Linked DNA regions of Homo sapiens: region 2 is linked to region 1. Evidence: chromatin loops called from intact Hi-C (ENCODE). Cell type or tissue: right lobe of liver. All regions are shown on one strand. Links, peaks and the distances in the headings refer to the core of each region. The heading gives the core; the rest is flanking DNA. Region 1 has its middle 10 kb from the start of BTNL2. Region 2 has its middle 37 kb from the start of HLA-DQB1.

Region 1 (16,879 bases), core at 5,836-13,835:
ACAAATTGTCCCACTGGCAACAACTACAAAAATAGGATAAAATTTTAAAGGTATATTTTTAAAAAGCATTGTTTAGCTAAGAAAGTAAATAGGACTAGATGAATAAAAATTCCAAAGAAGAACCATGCAAATGTAAGCTGACGTTTGGACATCACTGTTTCTCTTGGTAGCATTTGCTGTTTGCAAGTGTACGCTGCGTTTTAGTGCCATTTTTCTGCTACCGTTTTCTGCTGTAGAAAAGTTTTCTGCTACAATTTTCCTACAGTTTTCTGCTGTAAGAAAGAAATCAGCAGCAATTATGGGGCCAGTGTGATGTAACTAGAAAACTGAGGCATCTCAAACACTCTGGTTTCTTCAAAACACGTTGGTTAACTTCTGATGCTACGGTAGAAGGTAAAACAAAAAACTAAAGTGTCAACTTCTGAAAGGCAGTGCAAAATCTTTCACTGTCCAGTGGTGTTGAGGAAACAAAGACCTACCATTGATAAGGGCCCTAAAACAAAACAGACGTAAGTTTCAGAAGAACTGGTGAATTGATGCCAAGTAGCAACAACCACTTATCACCTGAGGACACTTACTGATCTGAGTGCTTCTTTGGAGCTAATAATCCAGGTTTGGCCTCTGACAATAGGCTCCTCCAGTGGACTAAGAAAATAGCAAGTGTTTTGTCATTTGACGTGGTGCTGCAATGACAAGATTTGAGAGTTGATGACTTCAAGCACTTTGTAGGTGTCTTTTTCAAAACACTTGTTAAATGTTGAAGATGTATGGAGTAGAAGACTAATGAGCTAAGCTGAAAATTTCTTTAAGTTCAGCCTAAATCTCCTTCAGCTCTTCAGGATTGAGGAGATGAAAGCTATCGGGTTTTTCATTGAAAGTCATGGAGGACTATGCTCTAGAAATGGGGCAAAACTGAAGTCAGGCATCACTTAGCTAAAGGGACAAGCTCTGAGAAATGTGTCATTAGGTGATTTCATCTTTGTGTGAACATCACAGAGTGTCCTTACGCAAACTAGATGTTATAGCCTACTATACATTTAGGCTATATGGTACACCCTATTACCCCTAGGCGACAAACCTGTACAGCATGTGACTGTATTGAATACTATTGGTAATTGTAACACAATGCTAACTGTTTATGTATCTAAACATACAAAAGGTGTGGTGAAAATACCATATGAAAGATTTTTAAATGGTAGATCTTTCTAGGACACTTACCATGAATGGAGCTTGCAGAACTGGAAGTTGCCCTGATGAGTCAGTGAGTGAGTGGTGAGTGAATGCAAGGGCCTAAGGCATTACTATACATTACTGTAGACTTTATAAATACTGTAACTAAGACAACATTAAATTTATGAAAAATGTTTTTCTACAATAATTAACCTTAGCTTACTCTAACTTTTTAAACTTTATATACTTAATTTTTTAACTTTTTGACTGTTTTGTAATAGCACAGCTTAAAACACAAACACTATACAAAAATATTTTCTTTATATCCTTATACTATGAGCTTTTTTCTACTTAATTTTTTTTTTTCACTTTTTAAACTTAAAAAAAAATCTAAGAAACACACACATTAGCCTAGGCCTACTCAGAGTCAGGATCATCAATATCACTGTTTCCCACTTCCACATCTTGTCCTACCAAAATGTCTTCAGGGGCCATAGCACACATGGAGAGGCCATCTCCTATGATAACTACACTTTCTTCTGGAATTCCTCCTGAAGGACCTGCTTGAGGCTCTTCTTGAGGAGGTGTCACTCTTCAGAAACAGGTCCATGATGGTTTGCTTGGTTTCCTTTTTTCATCATAGATTTGCTTATAAGCAGATGATTCACCGTGAACATTCCTCTTTATTAATGAAAACCTTGTTGTGCTGGGGTTCATGTTTTCAAATTTTTAAGGAGCTTGTTGAGGTCTGCAAAAGCTCCTGCTAAACCCTGCACAGGGAATTTTATTTGGGGTTCTTCTTCTTCTTCTCCTTCAGTTTCCTTTTTTTCTGACCACTACTTCAACTATGCATTCCTGTCTCAGTTCCAACAACTCCTCATTAGTCAATTCCAAGGAACTACCTCTAGGAGCTCCTAATGCCATCCTCATCCGTACTCAGTTTAAAGTTGTTTGCCATCTCAACCAAAGCCTTGTAGATTTTTGCAATCTCCTCATCCTTGGCAAACCCTTTGAACTCACAGACAAACCTCCTGAGTGTCTTCTTCCAGATGCCATTCACACACTCCTCGGTGACATCATCCCCATCCCAAGCAAGGTTCTTGATGTAGCCATAGCTGTTGTTATCCTTCCAGAATTGCATCACTGTCTTCTCAGTGTCTTCCTGAGTTACCATAATAACATGGGCAAAGGCCCTCTTCAGATAGTAAACCTTAAAAGCTGCTATAATTCCTTGATCCATTGGTTGGATTAAAGAGGGAGAAGCACCACTTCGATATTGGGATAAAGATCATTAATAACAGGAGGATGTGCAGGAGAACAAATAACCATAAACAAAATCTTGAAAGTTATGGTATTTTTCAGACAATGCCTCTCTATTTCTCTGGCATAGCAATTTAGGATGTAATCATGGAAGAGGAGATGGGTCATCCATGATGTTTTATTACACCTGTAGTGTACTGGCAGGATATACTTTATATATATATATATATATATATATATATATATATATATATATATATATTTTTTTTTTTTATGGAATCTAGCTCTGTCTTCCAGACTGGAATGCAGTGGCATGATCTCGGCTCACTGCAAGCTCCACCTCCCAGATTCACACCATTCTCCTGCCTCAGCCTCCTGAGTAGCTGGGACTACAGGTGCCCACCACCACACCCGGCTAACTTTTTGTATTTTTAGTAGAGACAGGGTTTCACTGTGTTAGCCAAGATGGTCTTGATCTCCTGACCTCGTGATCCGCCCACCTCGGCCTCCCAAAGTGCTGGGATTACAGGCGTGAGCCACCGTATCTGGCCTCTTTTTATATTCTTAAAGGAAGGTCCTGGGGTTTTCACCTTGCTGGATCACAAAGGGCTTTAATTTGTAGCCTGCAACATTGCCCTCAAGCAAGACCGTTATCTGTACTTAAAAGCCTTGAAAGCTAGCATTGACTTGGCCTCCTTATGGGTTAAATTCCTTTCAGGCAGTGAGAACAAAGACACAACATACCAGAATTTCTGGGACACATTTAAAGCAGTGTGTAGAGGGAAATTTATAGCACTAAATGCCCACAAGAGAAAGCAGAAAAGATCTAAAATCAACATCCTAACATCACAATTAAAAGAACTAGAGAAGGGCAAACAAATTCAAAAGCTAGCAGAAGGCAAGAAATAACTAAGATCAGAGCATAACTGAAGGAGATAGAGACATGAAAAACCCTTCAAAAAATCAATGAATCCAGGAGCTGGGTTTTTTTTTTTTTGTAAAAAAAGATCAATAGATAGACCGCTAACCAGACTAATAAAGAAGAAATGAGAGAAGAATCAAATAGATGCAATAAAAATGATAAAGGGGATATCACCACTGATCCCACAGAAATACAAACTACCATCAGAGAATACTATAAACACCTCTGATAGAACAGACTTTAAACCAGCAAAAATCAAAAGAGACAAAAGAGGGCATTACACAATGGTAAAGGGATTAATTCAACAAAAAGAGCTAACTATCCTAAATATATATGCACCCAATACAGGAGCACCCAGATTCATAAAGCAAGTTCTTAGAGATCTACAAAGAGACTTAGACTCCCACATAATAATAGTGGGAGACTTCAACACTCCACTGTCAATATTAGACAGATCAACAAGACAGAAAATTAACAAGGATATTCAGGACTTGAACTTAGCTCTGGACCAAGCAGACCTAATAGACATCTACAGAACTCTCCACCCCAAATCAACAGAATATACATACTTCTCAGCACCACATCGCACTTGTTCTAAAATTGACCACATAATTGGAAGTAAAACACTCCTCAGCAAATGCAAAAGAATGGAAATCATAACAGTTTCTCAGACCACAGTGCAATCAAATTAGAACTCAGGATTATGAAAGTCACTCAAAACCACACAAATACATGCAAACTGAACAACCTGCTCCTGAATGACTACTGGGTAAATAACAAAACGAAGACAGGAATAAAGACATTCTTTAAATTTCCACTCTTAGCCTTACTTTTTGTGTGTCTGCATCCTTGATCTCTATGGCCACGAGACAACAAACCTCAGGTCACCCCAGACAAACGAGGCTGCTTCAATCCCACTTATATGAGGTGTCTAGGTAGCCAATCTCATAGAAACAGAGAATAGGTTGGTGGTTGCCAGAGACTGGGGGCAAGGTAAATGGGGGAGTTACTGTTCAACCAATATAACATTTTAGTTATGCAAGATGAATAAGTTCTAGAGATCTACTATACAACATTGTGCCTATAGTTAACAATACTGTGTTGTAGTTAAAAACTTGTAAAGAGGGTATATTTCATGTAAGGTGTTCTTATCACAACACAATGAAATAAATTGGAAAATGAAGGTGGTCCAGAATTTATCATTGTTACCAGCAAGAGGGGTATTTCAATACAAACTACTCCGTCAATACCAGAGGCCATGACTCTCCTTCCAGAGCTTTTAATTAAGACCCAGGTAGGTCTCTGTTCCTACAAATGTCAGTGAGAGATTCAGCCCTGAACTTCAGTACTTGCTGGCCCAGCTCCCTGGCCTCCTTCTCAGGTGGCTTCAGGAGCAGGCACATGTGAAAACGGGGAGACCCACCTTGTGCTCGACAGACCCAGGCTGAAGGCAGTTCTCCGTGTCCTGAACACAAGCAACATGGAGGAGTCCTCATTCTGCCTTTGGAGTTTGGGGCCTGGCTCATAGCTCAGTGCTGCACCACAGCTCAAGAAATATCTTGTGGGGAAATCACGCCATGAATTTGAGAATTTGAGAACCTCAAATATCTAATTTCTTAGTCTGTCCCTGTGTCCCTTGCTTGGTTTCCCTTTCTCCAGCAGATTCCCTCCTGAGCCCATGACACCTCTTCTGTATGAACAATGAATTGGCAAATGCCCCATGGGTGGCAGGGGAAGAGCTGTGATTGTCAGCTCACCTCAAAAGGATCACCTATTCTCTGCAATTGTATTTCATCTAGTGCATGTTGCTTCCACAGCTCTCCTTTTCCTTTAAAGTACGAATTTTGTGTTTTAAATTTTTAACTTTTCTAGCTGGTGTACTGGGAGTGTTGAGTTAATCTAGCAGTATCCCACAGAGAAGTCAAAGTCATATATTTATGTTCTGTTATGTTTTTCTTGGATTTTATTATTTTTTGTTTTCTTATATATTTTTTAATTGATGCCATGCAGAAGAAAAATATGAGTGATAATTTGAGGCTCCAGGAAATATTATATTTCTCTAGAGGTTATTTAGTTTTGCTTGTGTCAGGCAATGAGGCTATGAGGCTAAGGTCATTAATATCTCAAATCACCCAAATCTAGTCTAGGATTAGTTAGTTAGAACTCAGGATTCAGTTCCTATGAAGGATGATCTGTTTCTGTTTCACCTTATTCCACATATTAGACTTCCAAGGTTTCTATGGAAAGCGTATTTTTATCTTATGGAGTCCTTCCTTTATTTGTGAGGCATGAAATCCAAATTTGTCCCTCTAGCCCTTTGAACATTTTGTGGGGTTTTTGTGCTTAATGGAAGTTGAGCCAAATGAAAAGGAACACAGGTATCAAACACCACATGGAAGCTGAAGCAGCTAGCTGTATTGAACATGTTTCCCCCTCACATAATAAATAGCATATATTCTTATCAAGCTGGAGCTGGCATCGTAGGAAGCACTTTTTCTCTTTGCATTTACATCTTCTGATCTTTGGGAATGAAAATCGTCTGTATACGTGATTCTTTCCTACTTGGTTGTGGCCATTATCTTGTTCCCTTACTCTAAGGAATTATCTAGATGTTGGATGATTTGGGGCTGGATAATGATGGATGTGAAGTTGTATTTTACTTGCTCATGGTTAGCTGGAACGTTTCCCTCCCCACCATCTACCTAAGTAGTTTCCAAGCTGCCTATATCAGATCAATCAGGTCCAGGTGAGCAGGAATAGAATCCAGAGCCGCCACATACACTGGGATATGAGGATGTCTGTTGAGTTGTGTTTTGTATAAATTGTGAAAGGAAACTAAAAATTTGGCACCCCAATTCACCATGTCAAAAGGAAAGAATTAAGGTGAAAGCTGAGTCACGCAAGAAATTGCCTTTCCTTTGGTTTCCAAGCAGATAGCTACAGATAAAAGGTTAAAAATATCCCCACCGGTAGCTACTCTATGTTCACCTAATCATATGCAAAGCGATGATTTACTGAGAGCAAGATGAATACATAACTGACTCTTCCCCTACCTGCCCCTTTTTCCTTGCAACATGTGGATTGCCATACCTTCTCTCTTTCCCTGTCAGCCCACTTTTCCCCTTTAAATATTGAAATCATCTTTGGAGAAAGACACAGACCAGATTGCCTGTGTCATTTGATGATTTTTTCTTTCCAGCATGTCCCTAACCTTGGGAAAATAAACTTCTAAATTGCTTAAGACCTGTCTCAGACACTTTTTGGTTTACAACCTTGACATATATCAGAGTTTCAACCTATGTGATAGTCCAAGGAAGAGTGAAAATTACCAAGGAAAGTACACTATTGGAGCTATTCAATTCTCCCTCCAGTCTGCTTTTCACCTTTAAATATTGAAGGCTTCTAAATCATCTTTGGAGAAAGCCACAGACTTGTCTTCTGGGCATTGTCTTAAACCCTAGCAAAATAAACTTCTAAATTGATTGAGATCTGTCTCAGATATTTTTGGTTTAGAGTATTGTAACTATGGTCTTTGTACTTGCCGCACTGCCTCCTCTCCGTTTGATTTACCAATGCCCAATGAAGCCATGTTTTCAGCATGCAAAACCCAGGAAAGAAATTCTACAAAACTTGCCAAGCAAGAACTCAATGTTGCACAAAACTCATAATGATAGTGCACCAGCTCATCGAGAGGGGAGCCAATTCACAAACAAGCATGAGAAAATCTAGATGAAGGCCATTTTACCAGCCCTAAAAAAGCTATTTCTGACCGGGCGTGGTGGCTCACGCCTGTAATCCCAGCACTTTGGGAGGCCAAGGCGGGAGGATCACGCGGTCAGGAGATCGAGACCACCCTAGCTAACATGGTGAAACCTCGTCTCTACTAAAAATACAAAAAATTAGCCGGGCGTGGTGGCGGGCGCCTGTAGTCCCAGCTACTGGGAAGGCTGAGGCAGGAGAATGGTGTGAACCCGGAAGGCAGAGCTTGCAGTGAGCCGAGATCATGCCACTGCACTCCAGCCTGGGCAACAGAGCAAGACTCCGTCTCAAAAAAAAAAGCTATTTCCATTTATGAATTTAACTATAAATAACTATATAGTATAAATAACTATAATTGATATGAAAATATATAAAGTTATTCAGTTGTTAATGGATACTTAAGTTGTTTTGATGTTTTGCTATTAGGAATGAAGTTGTAATGAACTTGCAATAGTTCTTGATGTATGTTCTAGAGTAGCATTGTAGTAGTAATGTAGTATGATAATGTATATATATTTTCAACCTTACTATGTTATGCTGACTTGTTTTCCAAAATGATCCTAACAATTTCTATTTCCTTCAGAAGTCTGTTGGTAGAAACATTGACCCACATCCTTGCTAGGTTTTGATATTTTTATTGTTTTTTCAGTGTGGCGTTTATTTACATTTCTCTGACTTATAATGAAGAGTTTGAAATTTTTTCACATATTCACATGTCATTTATACATGTTACTATAAAATGTTTCTTCTTGCCTTTACCATTTTTTTTCTCAGAAAAATATAGTCCTTTACTAATTGATTTGTAGGAGGCCTTTCTATGTTCTGGGTACTAATCCTTTTCATGGTTTAATATGTTGTAAGTATCTTTATCCAGTTTACCAAAAAAATTTCCTCTCTCTAGTGAGTGATTCCAATCAGCATATAAACATGCCACGGCATTTCCTTTTCCCTAAATCCAACTCTGCTAATGAATTTTTACTTCTAATCTGAAGGAAACTCTTAAAAATATTGGGCTGCACCTGTTATTTCCATTCCTCCCCATTCTTCTTCCACTCTTCACAGATCAGGCTACAGTCCACATCTTTAACTGAACTCCTTGTCACTGACATGTGTTAGCTCCATGTTGCCAAATCCAATGGTCATCTCTAGGATGTCATTTTATTCATCATATCAGAAGCATTTTATGTAGTTAACCACTACTGCATCATTGATGTATTTTCTTGACTTGTTACTAAACCTCACTGTCTTGAGATTCTCATCACACGAGAATAACAGCCAGATCTCAGCCTGCCTTGCCAAGTCTCCCATCTTCCCAACTTCTAAATGACTGAGGGCCCAGGACTCATCTCTTGCATTTGTTTCCTATGCATCTTCATTCCAGAATCTCCCATGGATTCCCACAACTAAGCACAATTCTTTGTTGAAGTTTCTCTAACTTACATTACTAGCCTTGACATGTTGCCCATAGCTTTGAAGCATGACTTGAAACCAAGCTTTGCATATTTCTTCTGTCCTTTTTCAAATAAGTTTTGGCTATTGTAGATCCTTTGTATTTTCATATAAATTTTAGAATTGTCTATTGCCACAAAGAAACCCAGTGGGAATATTGATCAAGATCGTGTTGAGAACTGTTATTTCAAAAATATCAATTCTTCCCAAATCAAAATATATTATATCTCTTTACACATTTAGAATTTTATCAGTTTCTCTCATCAGTATTTTATAGTTTCACATCACACATCTTTCGGTTCAGTTTATGTCTAAGTATTTTATGTTTTTATTGCTGTCATAATGAAGTGATTTTTAAATTTTATATATGATATTCTGCTGTGGTGTATAGAATTACAATTTGTTTTTGTATTTTACCATTGTTAAATTCACACATTCTAGGCATTTTCAATAGCTCTCTTAGGGTTTTATATATAAGCAATCAAGCTTTCCAGGCTGTAATGTTTACTGTTTGCCAAAAGGAGTCTGAAATTATGTGAAATCTGCTAGGCTTAAACTAATTTTTAAAATAATAAAAGTTGAAAGAAAAATCCAGGTCAATTTAAAAAATAAAGAATATTTTAAAAATAGTTTCCCATGCCCAATTTTATGTTAAAATACAACCAGACATAGTTAAATGTTTTATATATGGTCATGAAACTAAATTGTCCCCAATTATTTTCATATTCCAGTTCATATCAATTTCAATGGCTAGGCTATCCTTTGGGGTATAGTTTTCCTTTCATCCTGCTAACCCATTAATTATCCTTTTCTACGTGTCCACAAATGTCAGAGGTGTTTGAGCCGGAGCAACTCCATCTTGAATAGGGGCTGGGTACAATGAGGCTGAGAGCTACTGGGCTGCATTCCCAGGAGGTTAAGGCACTTTCAGTCACAGGATGAGATAGGAGGTCTGCACAGGATACAGGTCATGAAGACCTTGCTGATAAAACAGGTTGCAGTTAAGAAACGGGCCAAAACCCACCAAAACCAACATGGCCACAAGAGTGACCTCTGGTCATCCTCACTGCTCATTATATGCTAATTATAAAGTATTAGCATGCTAAAAGACACTCCCACCAGCGCCATGACAGTTTACAGATGCCATGGCAACATCCAAAATTACCCTATATGGTCTAAAAAGGAGAGAAGCCCTTAGTCCAGGAATTGCCCACCACCTTCCCGGAAAACTCATGAGTAATCCACCCCTTATTTAGCTTGTAATCAAGAAATGCTAAACCTACATGAAGTATGAACGATTCCTTACATTCCATTCCATGCACCACATCCTCCCTGAAGATTGTCTTGATTCCTTCATAGTTATTGAATTATTATAATATTAGTGCCTATGTTCTCTACTCTCAAAAGTGCAAATGACATTAATAACTGAACTTATAATATTTTCTGCTTTGCTACCTTAAGAATGAGTGCCTGGTATTGCGACGTGATTACAACGAATTTAAGACAATGAAGCAGTCCTCTCTCCCTATCTCCCTCATATCCTCTCTGGCTCTCTCTCTCTCTCTGTCCTTCTCTCCTCCTCTCTTTCCCCCGCATTCTCCCAGGGTGGTTCAGTGGCAGAATTCTGCTGGGACCTTTAAGAGAGAGAAGCATATTCAGCAGCAGCAGCAGTTTTCCTATTCCTGCCCCCATCCGCGGCTTTGAACTGAGTTTACCACGAAATACAAAAACACAATTTTAGAAAGAAAGATATTGGCAGTTAAGATTTGGGAAGTTTCTAAATGGGACTCTCAGTCCTTCCCGCCACTCTGAAATCGCGGTGCAGTAGTAAAATCTTGGAGGCGGTTCTTGAACAAACCTGTCATCTACTGGCCATGTGTGGAACTGCAACAGCCCGGTGGGGAATGCACTTCGCAGAGATGGAGATCCTCTCAGAGGCCCCAAGAGGACCAAGTAAAAGAACCCAGGATGAATGGCAGGCTGGATGGGTGCAAATGCAGGAGGCTTAGTATATCGGTATGATTTTCTTTGCCTTCTTTCTCCCAATATTTGGAAGGGTCCCCTATTTCCAGTGTGAGACATGCCCGGATATCTCTGTGAGTGCAGCTTCTTTGGGGTCCTGGGAGGAGTGTGATGGTATTAACACATTCTGTACACCCTCTCCCCGCAATTCCCCAAGGGGGCATCTGCATTAGTTTTGGAGTCAACTGAGGTGGGTTTCACCGAAGCTTACATCTCTTCCTGGGAACTTTAGTCTTATAGGCTCCCACCTGCAGTAGAATCAATTTTAGGTAATTTCATCATTTTCAAAAAATAATAGATGATCATTGTGATTGTCTTAAACTTCTGTAACTCTTTCATAAAAGTAAATTTAAAAGTAAAAATTTATTTTATTTTATTTTATTTATTTTTTGAGACAGAGTCTCACTCTGTTGCCCAGGCTGGAGTGCAATGGCGCAATTTCAGCTCACTGCAACCTCCGCCTCCCAGGTTCAAGTGATTCTCCTACCTTAGCCTCTGGAGTAGCTGGGATTACAGGCGTGCACCACCACGCCCAGCTAATTTTTGTATTTTTAGTAAAAACGGGGTTTCACCATGTTGCCCAGGCTGGTCTCAAACTCCTGACCTCAGGTGATTCACATGCCTCGGCCTCCCAAAGTGCTGAAATTACAGGTGTGAGCCACCACACCCAACCTAAATTTTTTAAAATTAAAAGTTTTAGAGGAACTGGTTTGTCAGACACTTTTTGTAAAGTATATGACAGCCATGTATGTAAAGAGCTCAACTTAGACTGTAGGTCAGCCAGAACTAAGAATACCTCAGTCCTCCATCCCTAAATGTTTGGGCATTTTCCTATTCAGAAGTTCTACTGCCTGCCCTTCCTCCTTTCTTCTCTTTTCTTTCTTTTCTTCTTTTTTCTTTTCTTTTCTTTCCCTCCCTCCTTCCTCCCCCCTCCCTCCCTTCCTCCCTTTCTTCCTTTCTTCTTTCCTTCTTTTTGCCAATCAAGAAAAATGGCCAGAGGTGCAGATTGAACCGTGGCCACGCTGTGAGGAAAGGCCTCCGTCCTGTGAGCACCACCCTCCCCTCACTGGCCTCGGGAATCCCAGGCCCCCCACTCACATCTGGGGGAGGAGTCGCAGGGCTTCTGCAGGTGCTCTCTCTCCTCCAGTCAGTCAGCAAACCGAGGGGACTGTGGAGGACAAGCCACTGTGCCTCCAGGAGATGAGAGCTGCTGATTTTTCTTTCCTTTCCCTGAGGAAACGATACCTGTATAAGTCTCACTGCTGGGAGACTCCACAAAGTAATCATCTTTCTGGTGAGTTGATCTAAGAGCTCTCAAAACATCTTTCAACCAGGTCCCCAAGAAACAGCTGATGGCGTCGCCTGAACTTCTCCATATTCATAGCAACACTTTCCTGACATTTCTTGGATTGACCTTGATTTCTTATCTTCATTTCTAATCTCCTCTATTTTTCTATCCACCTTCTTTCCAAGACCTTCCATTCCCAGTAATGACACCTAATAGCTATAAAGGGATTTTGTATCATGATTATATTCTTACTTTATCCTTACAACGATACTTTAATGTGAGCCACCCACATACTATCCCTGTGTAAAAACTAAGAAAATTGAGACCCCTGGAAAGAACAGACTTACCCAAAGTAAAGCTTGCCCAAATGTATAGCAAAGCTAGAATGAAAATCTCAGTCAGCCTAAACTCAGGGCTTCTTTTGTCGTCTAGTGGCTGAGGGAGTTATGAATGTGGGTCACAGGTGACCGCCGCATTTGAAGAAGAGTCTGTAAGTGAATCGACTTGCGGAACATCCTTGAAGCCGACAGTGAGCCCGTCTCTGCTGCCCTCTGGTGGCCAGGCAGATCCATGACTCCCCTCTCCTGTTCCTCCTGCCCTCGCCGGATGCTTGTTTTTCCCTCTCCTCAGTTCTAGCAGCTTATGCCTTGTTTTCCCGCTTCTCCTGGAGGTGGACTCTAGTCAGAATGCAGAGATTGTGACTCCTTTTTTTCTCTCCCACACACCAACATCTTCCTGCACAAAATGACCTCCCATAATATGTAGCATAATTTAGGACACAGTTCTCAGCACAGGCAGACCTCTGAGAAAGTGTATGCAGATGATTTGTGAGAACACACACACGCGAGTGTAAACGGAGCTTCTTTACGCGGTGAGTTGGCGCTGATGTGACTGACCATAAAAAATTCAAATAATTGCAGCATTTGGTACCATAGAGATGATACTACAGAATGCATGCAATGAGCGGCATCTTTTCACACATTCAGGTGTATAAAGTAAATTTCTATATTTTCCTATTACGGATTTTAATTTGTATGCCAAGCATTATTATGTCTTCTGACAGAGGAGTTCATCTGGTAATTTCCAGATAAATTCAGGGGCTTTCACACAATTAATTTAATAGCAGCCTCTCCTTCACCTGCCGTGTGATTTCTAAGTTCTGAGGTGGGAGGCGGAGCAGGGCTGGTGTAGAAGTCTCTCCTCACATTTGCATCATCAGCTCCCACAATATGTCACTATCGCGTCGTGTTTCCTGGTCGTCACTGTCCTTCCCACAGTGGTGACGATCACTGTTATGTCCTTGATGCCACTCTCCTCTTGCTGGAACATTCCATCCCAGCATTTTAGGCAGCAAACTTTCATCCCACTGTTGGAGCCTTCCAGAGTCTGCCACTTCTTGCCTTGGAGAACTTTTCCTTTGCTGCCACTCTGAGAGGGACATCTGTGGGCATCGCTACCATTCTGGGAACCGGAGGTGAAGTGGGGTTCATTCCCCTCTACTCCAATTGAGAGAGAACCAGGGTAAAGAGACCCTCCTATCCTCGTCCATGTTTAATTATGTTTCTCTTCTCTCCAAATCTCTCATCCTCTACAGTGAGGGGAGGGTCTTTGTCTAGACTGAAGGATGGAGGGGGAAACCCTTACATTAAGAATCGTAACCGTAAGTCAGGGGACCCAATTATGGGCTGCTCATAATGGGAGGGAAAGAAACTTAAGGAAAAAATCGGCTCAAACCTTGTAACATCATAATGCTGCATATGCTTTTATCATTACATTGACATGAAAATCTGCAATTAAATTAAAAATTGTTCTGGAGAACTCTTGAAATCCTGAGACTATATCTGAGACCCCCTCTAGCTCAAGGAACACAGACTTAAGGGGAACGTAAAGGAAAATCTGGCAGAAACAAAAACACACACAAAATATGCCTATCATTATACTCTTCATGCCCAAATATTATGCTGAGAAGGTTATTACATTTCTTTGGTAAACATCTGAGAGTAATTAAACCTTTTATTACTCAGCAAAGGGAGATAAAGTACCTGAGTAAAAAGAGCAATAAAGTAGCCCACAAGGGACCTTGGCCCAGAGCTCTGATCCTGGAGAGGGCAGTTCCTTTCTCTGGGTCTCTGTTTTCTCATCAGTGGAATGAGGGATGGCACGTTTGATATTCAGTTTTGCTTCCAACTCCAGCCCGATGAGTGCCATGCTCTGGTGGAGACTTGGCACTAGTTGGGAATCTTTGATGTGTGGCAAGGTGGAGGGAAGGGTGGATAGCACCCGCTGATGTGTGGGACGGTGGGGTCTGTGTGAGGACCTAACTGGGGGGTTGCAGATGAGGCCTCCATGAAGGCCTTGGCTTTCTGGGGAAGGTGAGAATTGCCAGTGTCATGATTTTGTGTGCACGTCTGCAGAATTCACAACTGAACCCAGCCAAAGTCCACTTGTCCCCGGAGTTTCACTGTTGAGAGGATTATAGCTGTTAGGAGGTGAATGTGCTATTCTGATTTTCAGAATGCAATCTCATTTTCACAGGGCCTCCGGGATTTGGCTCTGCCTTCAACTGGGGTGAGACGGCTTAAATCCTCCTTCACCCAAAGTCCTGGAGGAGGCCTCCACACTCTCTGGCTCTCCCACAGTTCTGTCTTTGATCAGCACACCCCAGGGCTCTGACCTGTTTCTGACCACCTGCTATGTGGATGAAGATACATCTGGGGCTAAGTGAGAAGACCCAGTAGCACCAGGTTTCGCCCCAAAGGAGAGAGGGAGACACGTGAGTGGTTTGGATTCCCTGGTGAAGGATGGCCACGGGAAGCTGGGGACATTGTCTCAGATTACAGAGTAGGACATACGGACAGAATCAATGTCCTTTAGGGAAATGCTGCCACCTGTTACACTGCCTCCCACTTACATTTATATCCCACTGCGCAGTCTTCAAAGTGCGATTGTAGCCCATTTGACCCTCACAGTGTTCTTGTGAAGCAGGCTGAGTGAGGAAGAAGCACGAAATTAAAAACGAGAAAACCAGGATCACATTTTCATTTGTCATGGATGATGTGGGGCATGTGTCCCTGAGCCTTGACGTCTTCTTATGTCACATGGTCATGACACAGCTTGGAAAACATTAGGATGATTGTCTCCACCACACAGCAGAGAAAATACAGGCTCAAAAAAGTAAAGAAAGATGTCCAAGGTCACACACACACACACAAAAACCCAATTCACTTTGTCTCCTAGAAATCTTATTTTAGCTTTCTCTATAAAAATGTATTGTTTTAACATATGATAAACTATAGCTGTTTTTTTTTTTAATTTTTTTTTTTTATTATACTCTAAGTTTTAGGGTACATGTGCACATTGTGCAGGTTAGTTACATATGTATACATGTGCCATGCTGGTGCGCTGCACCCACTAATGTGTCATCTAGCATTAGGTATATCTCCCAATGCTATCCCTCCCCCCTCCCCCGACCCCACCACAGTCCCCAGAGTGTGATATTCCCCTTCCTGTGTCCATGTGATCTCATTGTTCAATTCCCACCTATGAGTGAGAATATGCGGTGTTTGGTTTTTTGTTCTTGCGATAGTTTACTGAGAATGATGGTTTCCAATTTCATCCATGTCCCTACAAAGGATATGAACTCATCATTTTTTATGGCTGCATAGTATTCCATGGTGTATATGTGCCACATTTTCTTAATCCAGTCTATCCCTTCCTTACACCTTATACAAAAATCAATTCAAGATGGATTAAAGATTTAAACGTTAAACCTAAAACCATAAAAACCCTAGAAGAAAACCTAGGCATTACCATTCAGGACATAGGCGTGGGCAAGGACTTCATGTCCAAAACACCAAAAGCAATGGCAACAAAAGACAAAATTGACAAATGGGATCTAATTAAACTAAAGAGCTTCTGCACAGCAAAAGAAACTACCATCAGAGTGAACAGGCAACCTACAACATGGGAGAAAATTTTCGCAACCTACTCATCTGACAAAGGGCTAATATCCAGAATCTACAATGAACTCAAACAAATTTACAAGAAAAAAACAAACTATAGCTGTTTTTAATGTCTACATAGATACATAAGCTTTCAACTTCGTGAACTAAGATACATAAGCTTTCAACTTCGTGAACTAAGTTAATTTATTCTTACCAGTCAGTTACTATGGCTGCTTGGCATTTTGAGGAGCAACATTTGAGGCTTTTACTGAAAAAAGTTCTAATGACCCATGCATGATACGTAGTAATTTGCAATTTTCTTTGATATGAGTTTTAGCAGTGCAGGATAGGCCTTGAAATTCAGAATTGTTCATCATCTAATGCCTAAACATAAGCTACCACTTATTATTACAATTTAACACTTAAACTTTATCCAGAAAATTAAATTAAATTAAACATGGGTTTTTGAGAATTTGATGATACATTTGCATATTAGATCATATATCTTGACAACACCAAAATTTACTATATTTAATAGGAACAGCAGTTTCAGAAGATTCTTGCATTACATCCAAATAGTAAAACGGAGGGGTCAAAAGCTTATCATTTTAAAAGGTTTTTACTTAAAGATGGCAATTTAAGTCTAGTTATCTATTTTCAAAAAATGTGCCAAAGCTTTTCAGCATCCTGACAGCAAACCCTGTGGCAGGGCATTTCCTCGGCACCACCGGCCTTCTGGGCTGGATGACTCTTTGTTGTGGGGGCTGCCACGTGCCTCATAGAATGTTTAGCAACACCCCTGGTTTCTACTCAATATATGTCCCCTCCCCCAGTCGTGACAACTGAAAATGTTCCCAGACATTGCCAAATGTCCTCTAAGGGCAAAACAGCCTCTTTGCCCATTAAGAACCCTGGTCCAAGGTGGTTATCCTCCCTGATATATTCTCTCACAGTCTATCTGAGCACTGGAGATGGATTCTCCCAACATTCTTCGAAAGCTTCATTGATTTGAGCAATTTTTTTGAGAGTTCACTTGTAGATTTTCCCTCCCACCGCTTTGACATG
Region 2 (14,959 bases), core at 5,475-13,474, 290 kb before region 1:
CATGATTGAAGAGTAAGATTTTCATAATTGAGGATTTAATAGTAGCGTTTCTTTTAGACTGACACATAACTTAAGCACAGAGTTGCATAAACATGTATATAGAGTTTAATAAATAATTAATGACACAGACTAAAAAGCTTATCCAGCTTCCCAGAAGCCCTGTGTGTGCACCTTCTACCTACCATCTTTCCCTTGGAGGAAAACATTACTCTGATTTTGTGCTAATTATTTACTTTTTAAAAATGTGTGTATGGTCTTAAATTTTATATAAATAAAATAATGTATTGGATTTGTTTCTTTCCTTTGATAAATATTGCTTTTACGAGATTCACCACTTTTTTTATGTGTAGTTGTGCATACACACGTTAGGATGGCTATTATTCAAAAGGAAAAAAGAGAATATAAGTGTTGCTGTGGATGTGGAGAAATTGGAACCCTTGTGCCTTGCTGGCGGGAATGTAAAATGATGCAGCTGTTGTGGAAAAAGGTAGAGTCATAACTCAAAAACTTTAAACATACAATTACCATATGATGCCATGATTCCACTTCTGGCCATATACCCAAAAAAACTGAAAGGAGAGACTTGAACATACATTAGTATACCCATGTTCATAGCACAAACGTTAATGGTAGCCAAAAGGTGAAACAAACAAACAAACAAATCTCCATCAATGGATGCCTGGAAAAGCAAAATGTGGTATAAACATACAATGGAATATTATTCAGTCTTAAAAAGGAAGGAAATTCTGAAAATATGCTATAACTCAGATGAAATGTAAAGACATTATGTGAAGTGAAATAAGCCAGTCACAAAAAAGGCAGATATTGTATGATTCTACCTTATGAGACCACCTTGAGTGATCAAACAGAGACAGAAAGTAGAATGGTGGTCACTAGTGGCTGGGAGGAGGAAGGAATAAGGAGTTGTTTATGGTTACAGAGTTCCAGTTTGGGATGAGGAAAAGTTCTGGAGATCTGTGGTGGTTATTGTGTACAATAGTGTGAATATATTTAATGCCACTGAACTGTACACTTAAAAAGGTGAAAATGATGAGTTTTAGTTTATTTATATTTTCCCACAATTAAGGAGAGAAGGAAGGAAGGAAGGAAGGAAGGAAGGAAGGAAGGAAGGAAGGAAGAAAGAAAGAGAAAGAAAGAAAGAGAGAGAGAGAAAGAAAGAAAGAGAGAGAGAGAGAAATAAAGAAGGAAAAGAAAGAAAGAAAATAAAGAAAAAGCTTAATGCTTAGAATTGGTGTAAAGATGTATAAGACTAACAAGTTTAAGCAAAAATGATGTTCAGTGTAAGCCACACTTGGTTCCCAGAGTTTGGGCATTGAAACTGGAGTCCCAAGTACAGATTATATAAGTCATACCCTTAGATAACATTATTTGAGGCCTATGTATGCCATAAAATAGGTCTAAGTGTTTTATATGTATTACATCATGGGTCCTCTCAACAACCTACTTTGTGGTTACTAAAGGATTACATTGCATGTAAATATAAAATACTATATTAATGAAATCTTAGTTAATCTACAAAGTTCCACAAAATAAAAACAGCCTAAATTGTAATGTTGTCAATAATCATAATTTATGAGCTTGAGCACGGAGTAAATTTAGATTGTGTTTTTACTACCACCAAATGATGCACATCCATTTACCTAGTTCACGGTCTCTATCTCTCCTTTCTCATTTATGTTAATCCAAATAGTGATACACACAGTGTTATGCAGCCATAAAAAGTGATGAGTTCATATCCTTTGTAGGGACATGGATGAAATTGGAAACCATCATTCTCAGTAAACTATCGCAAGAACAAAAAACCAAACACCGCGTATTCTCACTCATAGGTGGGAATTGAACAATGAGATCACATGGACACAGGAAGGGGAATATCACACTCTGGGGACTGTGGTGGGGTCGGGGGAGGGGGGAGGGATAGCATTGGGAGATATACCTAATGCTAGATGACACATTAGTGGGTGCAGCGCACCAGCATGGCACATGTATACATATGTAACTAACCTGCACAATGTGCACATGTACCCTAAAACTTAGAGTATAATTAAAAAAAAAAAAACAAAAAAAAAACAAAAAAAAAAAACAACCTGAAAAAAAAAAAATTACCTTCAGGCTGCTATATGTATAAAGTGTATATAAAACATAAATGCATAAAAAAAAAAAAAGAGTTAAAGAAAGAGGAAAGAAACACAAAAAGTGGCTCAACAGTCAAAGACAGGTTTATTTTGGAGAATAAACCTGAGAGGGCTTCTGGCTGATTTCAGTCAGGAGCCCTCTCTCTTACAGACTAAGAGTATTTAAGGGTTTGGGGCGAAAGGCTTGAATGTTTCTGTGTGGAGAAGAAGTTTATTGTGGGGTTGGAATGTCTCTGGTTGGAGGGGAGGTTATCTTGGGGTTGGCATCTCTCCGGTCAGAGGGGAGGTTATCTTGGGGCTGGTATGTCTCTGGTTGGAGAGGGGTTTATCTCAGGGTTGGAATGTTTCTGGGCAGAGGTATCATTTGTGGTTTAAGGTCATGCTGCCATTAGCCATTAGGCTGATGCCCTTTGGGTTGGATTTAGGTGGCTTTTGATCAAGGGGAACTTTAAAATGGTGGTGCATGTCCAAAATGGCGATGCTCCTGCTCTGTCAATCCAGATCCTATAGTTATAAAAGGATGAGGATGGTGTGTTCTTTCTGGCTAATTCCTGCTGAGGGGGGTGTGGAGAGTTTTCTGGTCTCAGATTGACTGTAGGAGTAATGCCGTCTGTAGATGTTTTTGGGTAGTTGTCTGTGAAATGGCCATGATCCTGTTGGTTAAAAATCTTTGGAAAAGATTAATTAGGCAGGGTAAGAAAGTTAGTCCTAGGCATATCATTAGGAGAGGGCCCAGGAATGGGGTGACTCATGCTATGATTTTGTTCCCAAACTAAGAATCTATTTGGTTGTGTTGGTATTCCCTTAGCTTTTCAGCCCTTTCTTTAAGTTTTTCGGCAGCATCTCTTACTACGCCCGACTGGTTGAGATAGAAACAACTTTCCTCACCCAGTTAGAGGCAGATGCCCTCTCTTTCAACCATTATAAGATCTAGTCTCTGTCTGTTCTGGAGGACTGCACCAGCTAAGGAGTCTAGTTGGTCTTGGACTCTTACAAGGCTTCAGGCTATATCTTCTAGAGATCCCTGTAGTTCTGTTGAAAGAACCTTAAAGTATGTGGCTAATCCACCTGCTCCCTCTCTAAGTCCAGAGGTTATACCCAAGGCAGCCATTAAGGAATGATGTGGATGGCTCTCCTTTTCCTAACATATTGGATGGATGGGATAGACAAAGGTTGATTAGGAGGAGCTAGTCCAATGGAAGGAGAAAGATAAACTAGAGAACAGGTTCCGGTCCGGTTGGTGGGGAGACAAAGATATGTGTTGGTGCCACACAAAAAGAACAAGCCTTCATCGTAAATACAGGCAGAGATATGGAAAGAGAATAAGTGTGTTAAAGATTGGATGTTGTTTCTTTCCTGCAGTTCCTTACTCCAGATGGACAAGGAGGAGGCCAGGGAGACATCCACTATAGTAGAGATATAGCAAGAGTTGTTTTTTACACGTTTAATGTGATCGGATGTTGCATCATTGATATTGAGCCATGGAAAAAGGTAGGAACCAGGGACAGCACAAGTTAGTTCAGAGGCATTGGTTAAGGGATAGGCTGTAAAACAAGCCAGATGCAGAAACGTTCCATTTGCTTCAGGTGATAACTTGGTAATCAGCTTGGTTAGTCTGATGGTTAGAGGGGTGTTTAATAATGATAGTGCAGTTGCATTGGTTAGGTGTGAAGGATCCTACAGGGAAATTTCCTTCAGAAGCTGAAAAGCAAAGTGAGGCTTATTGTAAAAGGGGGGTGTGTTTAGTTATAGGCCCTCCAATGCCGGGGCCTTGGGGCTTGAAGCATTGTAGGGAGTTGTAATAGGTTTGAAATAATTTGTTAGCCTGATTGGCCCTGGAAGTGGGATAATCGCCGACCACAGTCGCAGTGCAGTGCTAATATTATCAATTATTAGTGTCTCCGCAACTTCAGTATCTCTTATTATTCTAATTCTACTAACTATTCTCGAGTTTGCTGTTGCTCTTATTCAAGCTTATGTCTTCACACTATTAGTAAGTCTTTATTTGCATGATAATACATAATGACCCACCAAACACTTGCCTACCATATAGCTGTACCTAGCCCTTGACCACTAACAGGAGCTCTCTCGGCTCTCCTAATAACATCTGGCCTGGCCATATGATTTCACTTTAATTCTACCACTCTTTTAACTTTAGGCCTACTAACCAACACACTGACTATACATCAGTGATGACGTGATATTGTCCGAGAAAGTATATTCCAAGGCCACCACACAACAATTGTCCTAAAAGACCTCCGATACGGGATGCTCCTATTTATTACCTCAGAAGTATTCTTCTTCACTGGTTTTTTTCTGGGCATTCTATCACTCCAGTTTAGCACCGACCCCAGAATTAGGAGGACATTGACCCCCAACAGGTATTCTTCCCCTGAACCCTTTAGAAGTATCTCTCCTAAATACGTCTGTATTACTTGCATCAGGAGTTTCAATTACTTGAGCCCATCACAGCCTAATAGAAGGTAACCAAAAACAAATAATTCAAGCAGTACTTACCACGATCCTCTTAGGAGTCTATTTCATTCTTCTACAAGTCTCAGAATATTTCGAGGCCGCTTTATTATCTCTGATGGAATCTATGGCTCAACATTCTTTGTAGCCACAGGCTTTCATGGACTTCATGTTATTATTGGATCAACAATTCTCACCATCTGCCTTCTTGCCAATTAAAATTTCATTTTAGGCCCGGCATGGTGGCTCATCCCTGTAATCCCAGCACTTTGGGAGGCCAAGGTGGGCAGATCACCTGAGGTCGGGAGTTCGAGACCAGCCTGACCAACATGGAGAAACCCCGTCTCTACTAAAAATACAAAATTAGCCGGGCATGGTGGCGCATGCCTATAATCCCAGCTACTTGGGAAGGCTGAAGCAGGAGAATTGCTTCAAATGATCGTCCCTCTTCATCCTCCCAAAGTGCTGGGATTACAGGTGTGAGCCACCACACCCAGCCCAGCTTTGTTAATTTTTCTGTTTGCTGGTTTTCTGTTTCATTGTTGTCTGGTTTCATTTTTATTAATTCCTTCTTTCTTTTATTTGTCTTTGCCACATTTAATCATTTCTTTTTTTTATTTATTTTACTTTAAGTTCTGGGATACATGTGCTCAACATGCAGGTTTGTTACATAGGTATACATGCGCTATGGTGGTTTGCTGCACCTGTCAATCCATCATCTGGGTTTTAAGACCTGCATGCATTAGGTATTTGTCCAATGCTCACCCTTCTCTTTCCCTCCACTCCCCAACTGGCCCCGGTTTGTGATGTTCCCCTCCTTGTGTGTTCTCATTGTTGAGACATGTGAGACTTGGATATGTACTCTCATTGTTCAACTCCCACTTATGAGTGAGAACATGCGGTGTTTGATTTTCTGTTCCTGTGTTAGTTTGCTGAGGATGATGGTTTCCAGCTTCGTCCATGTCCCTGCAAAGGACATGAACTCATTCTTTTTTATGGCTGCATAGTATTCCATGGTGAATATGTGCCACATTTTCTTTATCCAGTCTATCACTGATGGGCATTTGGGTTGGTTCCACATCTTTGCTTTTTAATTCCTTCTTTCTACCTTCTATCTTCTTTAGATTTAGTTTGCTTTCCTTTTTCTACCTTCTTAAGGTAGAAGCTCACACCATTGATTTTAAACTTCTCTTCAGTTCTGATGTATACATTTAAAGAAACTAATTTCCCTTCAAGCACTCTTTCAGCTTTATCTCATACATTTTGATATAATGAACTTCATGATCATTCACTTAAAATATTCTCTAATTTTCTTTGTAATTTCCTCTTAGACCTATGGCTTATTTGGTAGTATGTTGATTAATTTCTGTATATTTAGGGGATTTCCAGGTTATCAGTTTGGTGCTGCTTTCTAATTTAGTTGAGGTATTTTTATTTTTATCTTTTTTGGTCAGAGAACATACCCTACCCAGTTTGCATACTGTTGAATTTCTTGAGACTAAATTTATGATCCAGTATGTTGTTCATCTTGATGGATATTTCATGTACACCTGAAATAATATGTATTTTGCCATTGCATATTCTAGTCTAATGTCTTATAAGTGTCAGTTAGGTTGATTTAATTATTAGTGCTATTCCACTGTTTAATATATTTTCCTGATTTTTTTGTTCATTTCTTTTACCAATTATTGAGAGAAGCATTTAAAAATCTCTAATTACGATTGCAAATTTATCTATATTTTCATTTCTGTCAATTTTTGTATCATTTATTTTTAAGTCATATTATTAGATGCATACATATTTAGAAAAGTTATGTTCTTCTTATGGTTTTTCCATCATTATGACTCAAGTTTTATTTTTATTCCTGGTAAAACATATTTTTAATGAAGATTTTTTTTGTTATTAATATGATCATACTGAATTTATTGTGATTTAGGTATTTGTGGTATGCATTCTTTCTTCTGGTTATTTTTTGCCTATCTGTGTAAAGAGCATGTATCTACCATTCTTTGAACATATTCTTATCTCTGACACCTGACACATATCCATCATTCTTTTTTTTTTTTTTTTTTTTTTTTTTTTTGAGACGGAATCTCGCTTCTGTCGCCCAGGCTGGAGTGCAGTGGCGCGATCTCGGCTCACGGCAAGCTCCGCCTTCAGGGTTCACCCCATTGTCCTGCCTCAGCCTCCCAAGTAGCTGGGACTACAGGCGCCCGCTACCACGCCCGGCAATTTTTTTTTTTGTATTTTTTAGTAGAGGCGGGGTTTCACCGTGTTAGCCAGGATGTTGTCGATCTCCTGACCTCGTGATCCGCCTGCCTCGGCCTCCCAAAGTGCTGGGATTACAGGCATGAGCCACCGCGCCTGGCCGTATCCACCATTCTTAAATATCCTTACTTTCTATGATCATCTTTTATTTTTTTTCTCAAGCTCTAGAATCTGTCATAGCTCTGGGTTCTTTTAGAAGAGTCTGGTTAAAAAGCTAGATCAAGATCTGTGTGTTAAGTGTGCTCATTGCTATGGGAATGTCAAAAGTCTAAGATCCTATTTGTGGACATACACATAAACATCTATACATTTATTTCTATAGCTACTTACTTATATTAAAAACCATATGTCTACGTCTAGCCTTTCTAGAAACAAAAATTATGAAATCTATAAAAATGACTTAAAAATTTGCAATCATTGGAGATCTTTTGAAGCATGCAGAATACATCAGGAGATAAATATTGAGAAAAGGAAAGTAACTAGGTGAGTTCAACGTTTACTGTGAGTTTCCCCTGAGAGTGCTTTTCAGTCTAAAGCAGTAGATGGTAGAACAAAGCTCAAGCAGAAAGATGCAGTCTTACCAGGAAGAGAAGACGGAGGTTGGAGTTTGGTGCCGAAAGAATTAGTTGCTATTGAGGAGAAAAATCCCCAAAAAACATGAAAACTCAAAGAGGGGCCCCTATTCTGCATGCAAATTTCTTTCAAATGCAGAATTTTGGGCTCTCCTCTGTGGTATTCTTATTTAGGATTTTCCACTCAAGTTCTACAAATAGTGCGCCACTGCACTCCAGTTTGGGCAACAGAGCAAGACTCTGCCTCAAATAAAATAAAATAAAAATTGTTTTAAAGTTCCACAAATCTTAAAGACCTAAGTTCTGACATCTTTCTACTCAGTTACCATTAGGAGGGAGAAAAATATACTAAGAAAGGCAAGTAAAGAGGAATAAGAGAAAAAGAACAGATGGACCAAAAACAAAAAGCAGCAAGGGGGTAGACTTAAATCCAGTACTTCAGTAATTACATTAAATGCATATTTCTAAACTGGATAAATAAGCAAGACTTTTGACCATACACTGTCCATAAGAAATGCATTTTAAGTATGAAGACACAGGTTAAAAATATAAGGATGAAAAAATATACACTGGGCAAGAAAGCTGGAGTGGCTACATTAATATCAGACAAAGAAAACTTTACAAATAAGGAATATTACTGGAGATAAATTTTTCATAATGAAAAAGAGTCAATACATCAAAAAGACATATAATCCTAAGTGTGTATGTACCAAATGCTATATACAGCTTATTTTCAAATTCACGTAGAAAATACATAAAAATATACCACATATATTGACATCAAAACATTTCAACGAATCTAAAAAGCAGTGAGAACATTGGACAACGTTGCCAAAAACAATCATTTAAAGACTCTGGAAATTGACCAAAGGATACGAACATTGAGAAGCATTTAGTTAAGAGAATCTAAACTGAATCCTAATAAAAACAGCAAAATCAGTATTATTTTGGCCAGAGTATGCTTTCACCAACTTCCTTCACCTCAACTTATGGTGCAGAATTTCTACCTGTGTGGGAGGACAGGCCATGGGATTAGACAGCTCTTCTTAACCTGCCAGAGGGAGCTCACACACATTTTTTGGAAAAGAGCTCACGCACATGCATGCACACACACACACACACACACACACACACCCTCAAAATAACGTCTTGGCATTTTGTAGAAAACAGCATAGACCTCAGGGCAAATAATTATGGAAGGCTAACATCTCAACTAGCTTGAAGTCATGATGGCAGGCCAGTCAGGAATTTTACCAGGGAGATCCAGAGAATGAGATAGTCAAAAATAGCCTTGCTAAAATCTCATTTATCCCCAGTGGTGTGGAAAGCTGTCTGCATCAGCTTGGTTAAGCCTGCTCAGGAGAGACCTGGCTGAATATAAGGACATGTGAAGGCAGAAAGTAAAAATTGGGACATACCTGTAAAGTCCCGGAACTTTGAAAGCATTTCCCACATCCCACTCAGTTCAATGGCAAAGTGTGGAAGCCTTACTGACTCAATTGTTTAAGCAGAATCTTTCATCAATCATAGGCTGACATTAAGCTATGATGACCAGGGGTGATTGTAGGAAATCAGGCTTAATAATGAAAACAAAAATTATTAAACAAACTTAGCAGAGACACCATAGGCTGCATACTAGGGGGAAACAGACTTGGAAGAACTAGCCCAAGCAAGTCACTAACACAAACAACAAACAGCAAGAGCACTTACTCCTAGGGATTGTGGAATCAGAATTTATGTAAAATATCAATATTAAACAAAAATTACAAGACATGCAAAGAAACTGGAAAATTTTACCAACACATAATACATAGGAAAAAAAGAAGCCAACAGAACTTGTCTCTGAGGAGACAGGTTAAAATGATTTCATTTTAAATTGCTCTCATTCTTGAGCATAATGAAGAAACACTCTTTAAGGCAGGTGAGAAATAACTAAGCAGTTATCAATTAGAGTGTTCAAGTAGTGGTTCTGAGTCTTAAAAAAAATAGGAGGGTGGGAAAGAAAGTACAAAAGAAATCAGATTCCTGTTTTAACTACCTTGGAACACATAAAATTGTGAAAATATGTTGAGAAAGTTCTATCTATACAGCCATCTCCAACTGCTGTATAATAGGTGTGCCGGAAAAATAGAAAAAATATAGGATACAATAAAAAATCGAAGATTTTTTTTTTCTGAAGGAAAGGAAGACTTTAGTCTCTGGCTAGATAAGATTCATGCAATTTAAAGGAATCAAGTGGAATCATGAAAATATACAAATAGTTCTGTAGCTGGAGGGATGAAAATTTTTACTACACAATCAGAAAATAAAATGGTAATAAAAATGATCTATTGGCTTCCAAGAAGGAAATAAACAGTTTACACATAAAAGGACGAGAACCAGACTGGAATCAAATTTCTTATCTGAAATATCAGAAGCCAGAAAACAATGAGAGGGAAAAAAGGCTGCCAACTTAACACATGGGGAAGCAGTGTGTTGGCAGGAAAGGCAGTGTAAGAGAGGAGGTTTGTACAGGGAGATGGAAGAGACAATGGAGAGAAGACAATCTGAGCAGAAGCTGTGAGGAGTAGATAGATAGTAGGGAATGGGAATGCTAACGATGGCGTTATTTTAAAACTAACCTTGTGCGGCATGTTTTAAAATTATCATTCCCACACCCTCATTGCATTGTAAAAATTTTGGATTAATATTTTGTTTATCTTTTGGTGTAGAACTGTGCTAAAGGACACGGATTCTATACTACTGGAAGAAGTTCAAGGTTCTTGTTTTAGGAGGACATGGACAGCTGTAGGGATGTTAACTGGGTCATGTTCACCAGTAGGTGGGGACATTGCACTTTAGAAATTCAAGGTAGCTGCCGCTTTCCCTTTTTTCCTTGCCCCTTGGCAGGTCTGGATTTGAGGGGTCAGGATTCCTTGAGGGTGGTAACACAGCCACTCTTATTTCCCGTACTCTTCCTTCCATGTGCTCAGAATATGATGCAATCTGAGATGCAGTTTTGGATGTTTGAGAAGCAAAGAAGCATGGCTGGAGCAGGAGTTAAAGTCTGCTTTTGTTTGAGAACTGAGGAGCTCAGTCTTTTACATGCTCTCACAGGTAAGAGATTGGTACTATAAAATTACATGCTTAAAACAAACTTCACTGCTGTCATTCTAGTGCAAGCCACTATCCTTTTTCACATTGAACATTCCGCCACCATCTGCAGCATTCTTGATATTTCAGTAAGAATGATATTTACTTTACAATTACTATTTTAAATTTATTGGGATATCAGTATATAGTTTGAAGATTAAACAATAGAGATGTATTTTAATGAAAACAAGAGCCCTTCATGCCATTCCTTTACTCCACTGTCATTATCCCCAGTTCAATGACTTTAACAGTAATATGCGTATGTTTTTGTATGTGGGGGTATTAATTTAGACATCCATTGACTTCCTGTTATGAAACCAGATAATTTAAACCACCAAAAATTAGGTCTCTGACATCTTTCTTGTGATTTTATTATCTTACTATGTTTAGTTCCTCTGTAGGTAATCCCTGCATTTTTTATTTATTTATTTATTTATTTATTTATTTATTTATTTATTTATTTATTTATTTTTGAGACAGAGTCTCGCTCTGTCCCCCAGGCTGGAGTGCAGTGGCGCGACTGGCTCACTGCAAGCTCCGCCTCCCGGGTTCACGCCATTCTCCTGCCTCAGCCTCCTGAGTAGCTGGGACTACAGGCGCCCGCCACCATGCCCGGCTAATTTTTTTTTTTGTATTTTCAGTAGAGATGGGGTTTCACCGTGTTAGCCAGGATGGTCTCGATCTCCTGACCTCGTGATCCGCCCGCCTTGGCCTCCCAAAGTGCTGGGATTACAGGCGTGAGCCACCGCGCCCGGCCAATCCCTGTATTTTTAAACACAGTACTCTATTATTCTGTCAGTTATATTCAAGATCTCTTGAGTTTTCTCCTTGTAGATGAAGCTACTGCTAACCCTATTCTTTCCTGCTCTACTTTTTTCTTTATTTCATATCCCAACTTCTGGCATTTATAATTTATCTTTAATATTTTCAAACCCGATAGTATTTATGGTTTGTTTGTAACCAGGTATTTTTTAAACACGTATGTGCTCATTATTGAGAATATATTTCCTTTGTTGGGCATCTTTTAATTTTTATGAAGATTCTATTTGCAATTTCTTTTCCCTCATATATGTAGTCTACTTTTTAATCATATCCTCAGATGTTTTGAATATCTCAACAATACTGTAAAATTTATGGGATCATACTTATCATGTTTATCCACTTCCTGGTGCCCTTAGTTCTCTAGTTTCAATCTAAAAGAAATGATTTCCAGGACTGCTGAGCAGATGTCATCTTGGGATTCTCTTCATTGTTTTCTTTGGTAGAAGATAATGTTTCAGGTATCTGATATCTTCCTCTTACTTGCTTTGACTACCTAATTTTGCTACGACACACCGTCTGTTAATATCCAAAAAAGGATATTCTGGAAGCAAATTTTTCTAATCTTTGCATGTCTGAGAATAATTTTTATTCTAGATTCGTGCCTGAATGAAATTTTATGGGTTTATAAGTATGGGTCTAGTCAGGAGAGAGAGGAAATCACACAGTAATGTAAAATGAGAAAGATCAATATAAAGAAATACGAATCTTAACAAGAGATCTGAGTAATAAGAGATTGGCTAGAAAGAAGTAAAGAGAACTCTAAATAATATAGCAGTGGCAGATATAATAGTGCATAATATAATATAATACGAAATGGCTACTTCCCTAGTGTATTAGTCAGGGTTATCTAGAGGGATAGAACTAATATGATAGATGTATGTATAAAGGGGAGTTTATTAAAGCGTGTTGACTCACATGATCACAAGGTGAAGTCCCACAGTAGACCGTCTGCAATCTGAGGAGCAAGGAAGCCAGTCCGAGTCCCAAAACCTCAAAAGTAGGGAAGCTGACAGTGCAGCCTTCAGTCTGTGGTTGAAGGTCTCAGAGCCCCTGGCAAGGGAGAAAAATGAAGGGTGGAAGACCGCTAGTCTAGTCCTTCTACGGTCCTCTGCCTGCTTTTATCCTAGTGGTGCTGGCAGCTGATTAGATGGTGCCCACCCAGATTGAGGGTGGGTCTTGCCTCTCCCAGTCCACTGACTCAAATGTTAATCTCCTTTGGCAACACCCTCACAGACACACCCAGGAACAATACTTTGCATCTTTCAATTCAATCAAGTTGACACTCGATATTAACCCATCACCTAGGTTAAGATAGAGCACCCAAGAAGGAGCCTTCTCCAGTTTTCTTTCCAAGGGTGAGGTCAGACCTTGTTAGGGAGGCACTTCCATGGCTCACTGAATGGCAGAGAGGTAGTTGTTGAACTGCTGCTCCAGCGGTAGTTTGCTGTAATCCACCCTCTGGGACTTGTCAGAAATCCTTCCTCTAGGGTGTTGGGAAAGCTGTTCCTGTAAGGTTCATGGAAGTGGGGTGGTGGTGGTCACTCTCTGCTGTAAAACTGCTAAAGGGGGTGTGCATGCCTGACGAAGCTGCTGGGTGTTGCTGGCTGCTCTACACTGCAAAAGCTGGGTGCTGAGGAAGCCGCAAGAGTCTGATGTTGTAGAAGCCAGGTGAGAACTTGCCAAAATTAATGACAGACAACGAATCACCGATTACAAATCTCGGAGAATACCAAGCAGGATTAAAAAAACAAAAACAACCTACACTTAAGTATATTATATTTAAACTTTAAAAAGTTGAAATACATAAATACTGTTTAGAAAAGCAAAGAAGGGTGAGAAAAGTACAAGTTATTACATTTTATGTATTTCTTAAAAATGGATATAACAGGTAGATATTTGTTGATATGTATTACAAAAGTTGGACAACATAGTCATGAAATATATTTAGATACTTTAAATACATATATTAAACAAGGGAAGAAATAAAGTACTACTCAAATCAATAAGAAAGAGTTAAATAACCTAATAGCAATGTTGGAAAGTAGGTGAACCGGCAATTCACAGAAGAACTCAAATGGCAAATAGCGTATGCAAAGATGGTCAACTTTCTCTACAATATTTGACACAGAAACATTATGTCATTTCAGTTTAAATATAATTACACATTCATAAAAATTGGGGAGCACACCTTTGAAGGGTTACTAATAAATTGTCTAGAAACATTGTTCTAAAAGCTGATGTGGTTTTGGAGGACCAAATGTGAATATTCAAAGGCACTTTCATTTGTTGAGCAAAACACCAAGTGGAGAAATTGAAGATCCCTGATTGCGAAAGGATCCAAGTGTTTAGAGCAGAACTGAAATCCTGAATAATGGTTCTCTCCATGTAGCAGGCAGAGAATGTGACTAGTGGAAAACAGAGGTTTATGTAAACAAAAGCAGCCTAGATTTGGACATAAAATTCATCAATTAATGTATCCATTCATTTGTCAAATAATTATTTAGCTCCTACTAAGTGCTATGTACTATTCCAGATAAAATAGTCAGCAAGGTAAAAATGTCCCTACCTTTATGAGTTTTAATTCTAGCAGGAAAGAAAAAATAATCACATAATATACAGATATGCAGTATTAGGTGGTGATTCTTGCTATGAAGATACAAATGAAGAAAGCTGAGTAAGGGGATAGAGAAACAAGGGCTTACCAGTAGTAAATTTCCATGCAAACAGTGGCAGGCTAATTTCAAAATCAGAAATATTTTATTATAGTTTTTCTTGGGTTATTAGTGTCAGACATAAGAAAAGTGCAGTAGATTTACTACCACAGATTTTTGCACTTGTACTTATTTTGAATGAAATGTACTGTCAAAGAACGAAGCAGATGGACTGGGCTTATATCCTGTCTCCTTGTAGTAGAGAATATTGAGTCTGATGTGCAGACCAGCAGATCCTTTGTGTATCACCTGCACCACTCCCTCATCCCCTCCATAAGCTCACATCAGGAGTAACTATGTTCATGTACTGTAATGTGAACTCATCCCCTGGCAACACTTTAGTGGTGTACAGTAAGCAACTGACTGGTCTAGGAAAAGAAGCCCTAGGGCAAAGGAGAGATGAATTGAGAACATCTTGGCAGGGACCATTTTGTACTATGTGAATCTGAAAGCAGAGATATATAAAATAATGAAGATGACAGGCAGAGAAAATTAGAGATAAGAAATATACAGAGGATTTCTTGTATAACACACAGTGTACTATCCTTAGATCAATCCTTTTACATATCTTCTTTGGCTTCTGTGAGTTAGCCCTTTGTTATGATAACAAATTTTATCTTTTTGATCAATCTAACTCAGGCACTTGTGTTCCCCATGATGACATGCTCTCACGATGGCTCTGATTTATTTAACATACAGAGGAAGATCATGAGTGTGGATTTCCGAAATGCAGTCAGTGGACTCAATTACTGTTTGTTGAGTCCATGAGCAGATGTGACTAACAAAGATCTGTGCATATGGGGATTGAAGGGTTTTTTTTGTTTTT

Evidence for each region. Peaks named below come from ENCODE experiments on the same cell type or tissue, not always from the same donor. Only the 100,000 strongest peaks of a DNase experiment are listed, where the experiment ranks them.
Region 2: a loop joins it to region 1, with 7 times the contacts of the local background. A loop is called at or near these places in 92 of 110 quality-filtered maps.

Annotation. Positions count from the first base shown.
Region 1 is chr6:32,409,172-32,426,050 of GRCh38, reverse strand. No RefSeq gene overlaps it. Among named protein-coding and RNA genes, the nearest start is that of BTNL2, 10 kb to the right of the region's middle. RefSeq lists silencers at 11,205-11,353, 11,550-11,825. In right lobe of liver, for the core only: CTCF peaks have their summits at 10,434 (motif pointing left) and 12,425 (motif pointing left); DNase peaks (open chromatin) are centred at 10,420 and 12,410; H3K27me3 peaks cover 781 bases.
Region 2 is chr6:32,696,023-32,710,981 of GRCh38, reverse strand. It overlaps the pseudogene MTCO3P1. Among named protein-coding and RNA genes, the nearest start is that of HLA-DQB1, 37 kb to the right of the region's middle. In right lobe of liver, for the core only: a CTCF peak has its summit at 10,263 (motif pointing right); no DNase peak of the experiment used is centred there; H3K27me3 peaks cover 478 bases.